Linked DNA regions of Homo sapiens: region 2 is linked to region 1. A link is an interaction called in ENCODE POLR2A ChIA-PET data of the cell type or tissue named here. Cell type or tissue: IMR-90. All regions are shown on one strand. Links, peaks and the distances in the headings refer to the core of each region. The heading gives the core; the rest is flanking DNA.

Evidence for each region. Peaks named below come from ENCODE experiments on the same cell type or tissue, not always from the same donor. Only the 100,000 strongest peaks of a DNase experiment are listed, where the experiment ranks them.
Region 2: POLR2A ChIA-PET joins it to region 1 with 5 read pairs; 3 of 35 experiments call an interaction of 5 or more read pairs at or near these places.

What each region holds. Positions count from the first base shown.
Region 1 is chr6:113,695,741-113,701,128 of GRCh38, forward strand. No RefSeq gene overlaps it. Among named protein-coding and RNA genes, the nearest start is that of LINC02541, 48 kb to the left of the region's middle. In IMR-90, for the core only: no CTCF peak of the experiment used is centred there; a DNase peak (open chromatin) is centred at 2,471; H3K27me3 peaks cover 1,898 bases.
Region 2 is chr6:113,374,487-113,379,874 of GRCh38, forward strand. LOC107986637 (a long non-coding RNA gene) reads right to left here and starts at 1,894. Exons shown (of 4, transcript XR_001744312.2): 1 at 1,557-1,894; 2 at 169-304. In IMR-90, for the core only: no CTCF peak of the experiment used is centred there; a DNase peak (open chromatin) is centred at 1,985; H3K27ac peaks cover 1,478 bases.

The DNA.
Region 1 (5,388 bases), core at 182-5,181:
ACATAGCAGCTTGTAAATGGCAATAGCTGTATCCAGAGTCATTGCAAAATGTCTGGGTAAAGAGAGTTTTATGTTAGTTTTCCAAATACTTTCATATATTTCCTCCTCATTTAATTCTTACAGCCACCCTGAGAGATACATATGGCAAACATTGTAATACCCATTTAGAGTTTGGGAAACTACAGGGGTTAATGACTTGCTTTTTTTCACTTTATAAATTGCTGGCAGAAAAAGAATTAGAATCTGCATCTCTAGCCCCTTGCTCTGGACTTTAGATCAACAGAGAAACTAATTAGGTGACCTCTGCAGGGCTTGGTTTAAGAATACAGCACAGTTTTCTCCTGTGCCATGACCCTGGCTCATATGTCTTTTACAAAACTGTGGAAAACGCAGCTAGGCAAATGCCACTAGTGTGTTTATCCACAATCAATGATCTCTTCCAATTATTTGTTTTTTTTGTTTGTGTTTAATAATTCTAATTACTGCTGTTAGAGAATATGGTTTTATTCTGGACACAGTTTTATAAATTTATTGAAGAACATCTGTGATCTCTTTGGGAGTATTTATGATTCCCAACGTTATGCATGATTCTTTTATTATGAATGCTTGTCTAGGTTTCCATGTCATTAAAGAAGTTTAAAGACCTCTCTCTTCACTGACCAAGCTACAAACAAGAATTCCCAAATATATATGATAAAGCAGATTTTTTTACTTCCCTCAGAAGCAGAGCATGCTGCCAACATGGGCCACAATTTTTCATTCTGGAAATTTTTTTTTATTTTTATTTTTTTTTTAGATGGAGTCTCACACTGTCGCCGGCCTGGAGTGCAATGGCGCAATCTCGGCTCACTGCAACCTCTGCCTCCCAGGTTCACGTGATTCTCCTGCCTTAGCCTCCTGAGTAGCTGGGATTAAAGGCGCACACCACCACACCAGGCTAATTTTTAATAGAGATAGGGTTTCACTATGTTGGCCAGACTGGTCTCGAACTCCTGACCCCGTGATCTGCCTGCCTCGGCCTCCCAAAGTGCTGGGATTACAGGCATGAGTCACCACGCCCAGCTCATTCTGGAATTCTTAGGAGGCAACTGTTGTCTATATGCCAGGCACAGAGTCAGGATTTGGAAGGAATATCCAAGTTCAACCTTGGGCCCTAAGGAGCTCACAGATGGGTTAGGAAGCCTTTAAATAAACACAAGCCCCTGTGAAAATATCAGTAACTCCTTCAACACAGATTTTTGTGGGCCTACTGTGGACCTGCTCACTGCTACATGCTGAGGATTGAAAAGATTATTGAGACTATCCCTGCACTCTGGAAGGAAAAAAATCTAAAACCTTTACAATTGGATTTGCAAGCAGTTCTGCTTTTGTGCATTATCTCATTTAGTCCTCATCATCATTATGAAGTGTCATCATCTTATTTTATGGATATGAAACCTGAGGTTCAAAGAGGACAACTCAGTTTCCCAAGATCACAGAATGAGAGGCTGAGTCAAAACTCCAGCACAGATGTTTAGACTCATAGTCTAAGGTTCTCTCTACAATTGGGTTAAAGCAGTTTATTCTAATAACTACCTCAAATATTTTTTTATGTAAGTAAATTATTTCAGATAAAAACAATGTTGACTTAGAAGAGTTATATCATGCTAGAAAGACAATAAAAAGCAGACAGATTTTCAGTACTCAAACATATGAAACTAGAGCAGAGTGGGAAGAAAGTCAAGGTGCAAAAATAGCCAAAACAACCATTTGTTAAGGAAAAGGTGTGAGGAACACATTTTAAAAATATTTTTCCCTTGATTCACTATCATGCCTTCTGTAGGACTCAATGAAAAAGAATAAATTAAAAGAACTCTGCTGAATTTTGATCATTAACTGTTCCCATTTTATTGTTTCTCTCATATGAAACCCTTCCTATAAAGACCCCAGTTAATAGTCTGGCAAATGCCTCTAAAAATACAAGCAAGAAACAAGCAAGCAAACATTTGTTTCTCAAGAATTGGGATCATTTCTGAGTTATCAATATCTACTTCCTCTTTCTACATGTAGTCCTCAGTATTTCCTACAGTTAAAAAGATGAGTGACTAATGAAAAAGCAGTAAGACATTTCTGCTTTATGCACATGTATAGACAGTGCAGTTACTGTTTATTATCAGTTTTATTTTGCCTTTTTCAGCATGCACCTAGCTGAGTACTAAAGTAAGTCAAGAATTAAGCACAGCAATGAAGTGTCCTCAATTAGGTTGAAGCAAATTGAATTTATTTCCAAGAAAGGAGATATACGCCATTAAATAAAATCAGTAACAACTGAATTTTACATTATCATTCATATAATGCTATTTTATACAAGTATTGCCAATTATTTATATATCCAAATTACTCAACCGTATTCTCAACATGTGTTCCGTGTGCTTTGATTAAATACTCATGACTAAGTGTCTGTGGTCATTCCTGCACATGAAGGGAATGTGAGTATTGCAAACTTTGTGGTTTCTTCAAAATAGACAAACTAGAGTTTCTCACTGCATCAGAAAAAGTGGACACAAGGCCTCTAAGGAAAGAGCAGGTGTATCCCGAGGCAATGTTTTCTCTACAGCCCCATAGTTGCCATTTTTCTGACCTCAATTAGAACCAGGAATTGGATCAGAGAATGAGATCTGCAGCACCCAATCAGAACCAATTCTTCTCTTAGTGGTTATTAACAAATGCAAATTCTAAACTCGTTGACACCTTTTGTCTTAAACATTAACAATGCAGCACACCAACATGGCATATGTATACATATGTAACAAACCTACACGTTGTGCACATGTATCCTAAAACTTAAAGTATAATAATAATAAAAAGAAAAAAAAGAAATTAAAAAAAACATTGACAATGCTTCATCTGATTTTTCATTTTATCTCTTGAAAACAAACATGAGTCAAAAGAAATGACCAGAGACTATGCAGATGAAAAGCCTGCTTTCACCCTGAGCTCTGTTGGGTTTAGCTACCTAATGGTTCCCTCCTTTCCCACAGTCAAAGTTGAAGGTTGGGTACTTGGGAAGCACTGGATGCTTTAGGCACATTTTCCTCCTCAACCATCAGAACAAACCAATAAGGTGATCACTAGTGTCCTCATTTTATAGATGTAGCAAATGGGGTTCAAAAGGGTGAGACTGGTTGCTTCAGGATCATACACCCTGTTTGGTCTCAAAGCCTCTGCCCTTTCCACTATTCCATGCTACCTTCCTGTGATTTTGACCCATGGATTAGAGAATCTCTCCAGACACACAATTCTGTTCTCCTTTAACCTTATTTCTCAGCTCTGCCTTTCCCAGTTTTTATCATGTTACTTCAGATAATTCTGCTCCTATGCCGATTGCCTTTGAATTGATATTCTGGTTCAACTGTCTACCTAGTTTTCTATATCAACTTCTTCTCTAAATACTATGCCATTGTCAATATAAATAACAGAGAGGAATTCTAAATAAATATACATATATTATATATATATGTATGTATGTATGTATATATGTATACACACACACAAAAGTATTTAGGAATAGGGCCTTTCAATGGGAATGTGTGCACCATAGTCAGCTATGTGTATATTAGGGAGGTAATGGAAGACAAAGGTTTGTAAAGGAAAAATGAAGAGGGTTACATAATTGCTTTTGAGATAATTATCCTTGGCTACAAGAATCAATAACAAAGGTGACACTAGTCCAAGGTTGGACAGGCAGTTGCTGAGCAGATGTCCTCACACAGAAATATTTGTGTGTGTATGTAAGGTTGTAATGGCTTTTGTGCAGTGTTGTGTTTTTTGCAGTCTTTTGTGATAGTTTTTGTTGTCAAGCATTTATGCATGAGAACTCTGTCTTCATGGGCTTCTCCAGTTGTATTTGTCAGTTATTTTTAACACAAGTGACTCTATTTTGATTCTGACAACTTTCACACCAGAGATTCTCCTGTTAAAGCTCCTAGGACACAAGCCTAATCCAATATCTGGAACAAAGTTTGGATATGAACACGTGGTCATCTATTCACTCTCCTGTCCTCAACTTCAAATATTATGATAAAAGTCTTGCAATAGGAAGAAAGCAGGGAAAGAAGTGGATTAAAAGGGAAGAAGATAGTGAAAAAGCCTGGATTTTAAAATATCAATTGTATTCTCATTTTAAATGGCCCCTGTGGGGCTCCATGTCAGAGAGGATAAGGTCAGATCTCAGCACCTACAAACCAGGGATACACTAGGGAAAATTACAAAACAAAACATTCAGACCGAAATCACACTACAGTATTATAACAAAGATGAACTTCAGAAACACATGGCCTACTAATAATGGAAACTATTTATTTATTGTTTAATATCTGCAGAGAGTTTTGTTGACATATTCTGATTTTTTTAGGTGGGGAGGGGGTGGAACGGAGTCTCGCTCTGTTACCCAGGCTGGAGTGCAGTGGTGTGATCTCGGCTCACTGCAACCTCTGCCTCCCGGGTTCAAGCGATTCTTCTGCCTCAGCCTCCTGAGTAGCTGGGACTACAGGTGCGCACCACCATGCCCAGCTAATTTTTGTATTTTTAGTAGAGATGGGGTTTCACCATATTGGCCAGGCTGGTCTCAAACTCCTGACCTCCTGATCTGCCTGCCTCGACCTCCCAAAGTTCTGGGATTACAGGCGTGAGCCACCGCCCCTGGCCCATATTCTGATTTTTTAATTAACTGTGTGGCAGGCATTATTGTACTCATTTTACAGATTATAGAAGTAGGCAAGAGAGATTCAAATCTCACTAAGTGACAAAACTATTATAGAATTTGAATACAGTAGTATTGATTCCAAAGGTCCCATCCTCAGCGAGTATACCATTCCATACCTCCAACCTGTTCCATAGAGCTAACACATTTCAATCCAAGTGCTTATCTGGCTTATCCGGACTTTTAAACAATTCTATTCAATACACTTTGGATGTCAGGTGCAGTGTCACATGCCCCTAGTTCCAGCTACTCGGGAGGCTAAGATGGGAGAATTCCTTGAACCCAAGAGTTTGAAACTGGCCTAAGCAACATAGAGAGACCCTATCTCCAAAAAAAAGGGGGGCAGGGGTGTACACATGAACATAAAGACATGAACAATAGACACTGGGGAGAGTGTCTTACATGGGGGAGAATGGGAGGCCAGCATGGGCTGAAGACACTACCTATTGGGTGCTACTCTCACTAACTGGGTGACAAGGTCATTCATACCCCAAACCTCAGTGTCACACAATACACTCATGTAACAAACCTGACATGTACCCCTTGAATCTAAAATAAAAGTTGAAATTATGAAAAACAAACTATGTATAGATGTGTGTGTGTTTCCTGTCCTCAAGTGATCCGCCCACCTTGGCCTCCCAAAGTGT
Region 2 (5,388 bases), core at 81-5,080, 320 kb before region 1:
AGTCATGGAGGGGGCAGAAATAAACTATATTCCCTTCCTTGAGGAGCCAACAGAACGTTGGCGAGACAGATATGACCATAGCTAAATGTTATAGTTAATATTTTCTGGCAATTGCTCTAACAGGTCCCAAGGAAAGCACTTTGGGAACATTAAAAGGAAGTTACTTACTTGATTCATGTTGCCTTTAACATCCCACTGCTAAGTTGTTCTGCTCTGCTCATCCTTAAAACATCTCTACCTTCAACTTTGGTTCTTTCGGGCCAGAGTCTGTAACTCTTCCAGGCTCATCATTTTGAAAAGGCCACTAGAAGAAATTGAAATTATTTTTCCATGACTAATTCTTCAAGATCATCAACATTTAATGGAGTCAAAACTGTCTGTGGCAGGGTTGTTGGATCGGGCTTCTTCCATGGACCTCCAGATTTTACGTTTTAGAGGCTTTCAAATACTTTTGTAGGTCAAATACTAAAGCACAGCCTTAAATAAATTGTAGCAGCTTTTAACACAACCTTAATACTATTCTGTTTAAAGTGTTAAGTGTCTAGGACCATATAATCTTTGGTGCTTAAATTCTTAAAGCACCCTACAGCTCCTGATGTAACATTTTTGTACATAATTTCTTTATTCAATGAATGCTTTACAAGTATTCAAAAAAGTGAGAGGTGGTGAAACAAATTACAAAAAATAAAGTTTATCTTAATGCAAAACAATTTTTAACTCCTCATGCTTTTTTAACATAAGGTTTAAGTGTGCCTTAATATATGTAATGATAACCATTACAGACTCTGAAGTCAAGAGTCTAGAAACTCACTGGTAAAAATTTTCATCATGGGCCGGGAGCAGTTGGCTCACACCTGTAATCCCAGGACTTTGGGAGGCTGAGGCAGGCAGATCACAAATTCAGGAGATGGAGACCATCCTGGCCAACCTGGTAAAACCCCATCTCTACTAAAAATACAAAAATTAGCTGGGCGTGGTGGTGCATGCCTTTAATCCCAGCTACTCAGGAGGCTGAGGTGGGAGAATCGCTTGAACCCAGGAGTCAGAGGTTGCAGTGAGCTGAGATGGTGCCACTGCACTCCAGCCTGGTGACAGAGCGAGACTCCATCTAAAAAAAACAAAAAACAAAAAACAAAAAACTTACATCATGAGTGGGCAGGCTTTAGAAAGAGTTGCAACAGGATACTGAGCAAATACACACACATACACAAACACACCCATGCAATGTAAACACATGCCAAACTGTGGATGGTACTTACTTATAAATAATAAGTTTAAAAGAACATGTCTGATTGATAGATAAATAACTATAGATTCCAATCAAAAATAATTTTTCAAGGAGCTATGTTGTTTTGTTTTTTTTTTTTTTTTCAGTAGAAAACTGAGTTTTGCTAAGGCTCAGTGCCATTTCCAAACCCCCTGCCAGCCCAGGGTCTTGTGTTCTGCCTCATCTCAGGGGTCGTCCTTTATTAGAGCATCCTAGGATGTCAGGCCTAGAAAGAACCTCAGAGATTATCCAAGTTGGCCACCACGTCCACCCATACGCATGTACTTACTCCATTCACACTCTTCATTCTCCTAGGAGCTGTTGCTGTGGTTCATTGGGTGAGTTTGGCTCCAGGATGTGCTTCCTCGGGGGATTGCCCTCAGGGAAGCCAAGGGAAATCCAATCCAGAGGAAGCCATAATCTGCCCCAACTCCGTCCTGTGAAAGAATGTGGCCCTGCCGTTGGGGAGCTGGGGGATGACACGAAGTTCTGAAGGGCAAATATGGCCAACTCCTTTTCTCAGCCTCTACCAAAACAAGCCTCCACTCTTCATTTATTTCTCAGAATCTGGAAGTCAGCTCAAGAAACAGAGGCATCTGCTCCCATTTAAAAACAAGTTAGAGTATTAGATTCAGCTTTTTTTTTTAAGAGCTTTAAATTTGGAGAAAAGCCTTTGTTTAATCACATCAAGTCTGTGTCACAGGCTGAAAAATGCCAGGAAATTCCAAGCTAAAGGCAGATACTTCATCTATAACTCATGCCACAGGGCTTTTTTTTTTTTTTTTTTTAATTCTTTCCTATGCTTGCAAAGGCTGAAGCATCAGAAAAACTGATTTTTTTTTTGGTCTTGTCAGTTCATGTCATAACCTTGGCATTACTCTCTGTCTTTTTTTAATTTAATAAGAATATGAGATTATACTGATCCTATTCTCCTATTTCTTGTTAGTGCTGAACAAGCACTTCTGGCGCTCACAACTCAAATTCCTGCCATGTTGCTCTGTGCCTTAGTATGTTTGGCTATGAAGTAAAGCATCTTGACCTATCATTTATCTTTAAGGCCTGAGAAAGAAATTATTTTAGCATTCCTGCTCTTAGCTCATATATATAAATCTGTGATCAATGACACATTTGCAGCTCTGAAGTTAGCACAAAACTATGAAGAACAAAAAGAGCAGAGGGGATGGAGTGGGATAAGGTAGGGGTGGGTGGAGGGGGCAGTAAAAATCAACAAAACCCACCAGCAGAAGAGTATTAAATCTCCTGCTTTATGCCCAACCGTGGGTTTTGGATTTCATAAATGGGATGAAGAATGTATGTAACTCCAAAAATATGTAAGTCTTTCTCCTTTAAATGTGGAAAGTGTTCATTTTTCAATCTAAGTGCCCTGAATTTCTGTATTGCTTTTAGAGTTGTGTGGTACATAATAAAAATATGGAGCCTGCCCCAGACATAGCACAGCTCACGTTTTCAGGGATTTGAAAGCTTGATCACTCCAACTGCCTGTGAATAAAAGGGAAAAAATGAAGCATTAACACCAGGCATACCCTTTCCTGATTATGATCGTCAGTCATTATAACAGAAGAACAAAGCATGCTAGAGAACAGCGTCAGGAAGATGGCTTTAGTGAAATAAAGTATGCTCTGTAACAAATTAAATGTTAAGATCAGTTTCCAATCAATTAGTAAGTACTTATGAAGGGTTAACCAACTAACTACATGTTTCATTTAGTCTAAATAGAAACCGTAAGATCTGCTTTCAATGAGCTTTCAACCTAGTTTCAGTATGACAGTATAGAATATAGAATATAGGGTACAGGATAGTGCATATGTAGCCACCAGGACTTGGAATCCATGTATAGGAACCGTTCACGAAAACACCACAACCACTCCTGCAGTAGTACATCTGTGACTTCCATGGTACAGGCTTGGTTTTAAATCTCACTTTAACACACTCTTTCAATGATATTTACTGTGTGCCCTGCTGTATGTTAGTTTCTGTGGTGCACACAAGTGATGCAGCAGTGGAAGTGAAATAGATACAATCCGTCCCCTCACTGAGCTTTACAGGATAGCACATGACACATATATGATCAATCACACAAGTTTACAATCCCAAATTGTTATACAAATATGAGGTAATGAAGACAGTACTGTCTAATGAGGACCCAATTTAGACTGGAGGCTCAGGGAAGGGATCTGTAAGACGGAAGCCAGGGAAAATATCATCAGGTCTGCTGGATAGTCACAGGGCACAGGAGTGATCAGAGGCAAAGAACATGACTTACAGGCCAAAGAAAAAAAAAGAAAGGTGCAACACTTTGGATTGAAATGATCTTGACCATGTATCAACCTGCCTGAGGCCCAATCTTCTCATTAGTGGAGATGAATATATCAATACTTCCCATAGATTTATGTTAGAAAATAAATAACTGATATCTTTACGGGTACAGCAGAATATCCTGGGAAAAATTACTGAAATTATACCAAAGCCATCCAATGCCTACTGAGGAGCACCACAGACATAATAGGGGAAAATATATAAAATGTTTAATAAGGAAGAAACAATCCTGAAGAGTAAAGAAAAGATGTGATGTCTGCAGTGGGAGATAATTAATGGTGGGGCCAATAGGGGTCAGCACTTTTTTTTTTTTTTTTTAGGTTCAATAAAGTACTGGATTTATGAGGCAGTGGATTCAAAAGTTCACATAACTAAATACACAAACTGGCTTGTTTGTTTGGGATCGTTCAGTGTCTGAGAGTGAATTATTCATGCAAGCATTAATAAATTAAAATTTTTCAATTTGGCAGTTGAGAAAATTTACTTAAGGAAATAAAAGGGATATCTACCAAGTTTGGACTGGCTTGTGCATTTTTTAAAGCTGGCTCAAATCTTGAAGAGTAAAAGAAAGTTCAAGTTATTTATTAATGTTAGTTTTTTACTCTACTGATTTAGTGTACATGTAAAAAAAAAATCCTGAGATTGGTTGGAACTGAAGTATGAAGACAGCAAGAATTTACCTGCATTTTATCTAACCCAGTTATAACACTGACTATGATAGGCGAGAGAATCTGCTATAAGAAGAAAACCGATGCAATTTTCCTTTATCATGGAATAACTTTTAATGACACCCCCATCCCTTTGAAAATGTCACTTCCGTATCTTTTTTCCCTGGCTTAAATATACTTTTAAAAAATTCACTACTGAAATACATTTTTATGACTTCAAACTTCTGAAAACAATTATAGTTTTGGCATATTTTATCTACAGACAATAGAAAAATGTCATTCTATCAATCACTTCACACACATACAAAAAATCCCCCTGATAAATGATATGTAGTTTCAAAAAAATCCCCTGATAGGTGATTTGTAGTCAAAAGTCCATTAGAGTTCAAATTTTTCTTAGGGAAAAAAAAACTATTAATTTGACTTCCCCACCAAAAAAATATAATGGCTCTTAACTACACATTCATTTTGTTTCCTCTCTGTGTTAATCACTGCTAAAAAAAGTCTTCTAAATTTATTTTTTTCTACTTTCTTTTATGACCTTAATAGAAAGTAAAAGAACCCAGCATGATTTCTCTGTTTGCTTATAAATTGTAGTTTGTACAGATGCCCTGCAATTTTTACAACTGTATCACAGATAATATTTCCTGGAATCAGTCACTACCTGTTCTTTTCAGCACTGTCAGGCTTTCTTTTAATGAACATGAACAAATATGTTTGTCTTCTATTGTATCTTCTAAGATTGAGGGAGAAAAAAGCCCCATAAAACTGAAATTCCAGAACTGCCGCATCTTTTTAAATCTGAGTATCATCATTAGAGCTGTATTCACCCTTGCACTATCTATAGCTTAACAGAAAACCACATTTTTTCTCTTTAATTGGGGAGTTTATATAAAATATGTTCCAGACCCTGGCACGTAATGTTCACATAAAACAATAGTTCCCTTCACTTCATCCATTTCAAATATCTTGCTGCATCTCTGATCCATTATTGCTAGACAACTGATTTAAACTGCAGTTTAATAAAATTACACATGATTTCCTGGTTAACAATCTATTATATATAATATTTATATACATAATATATATTATAATATAATATTTATATATTATATA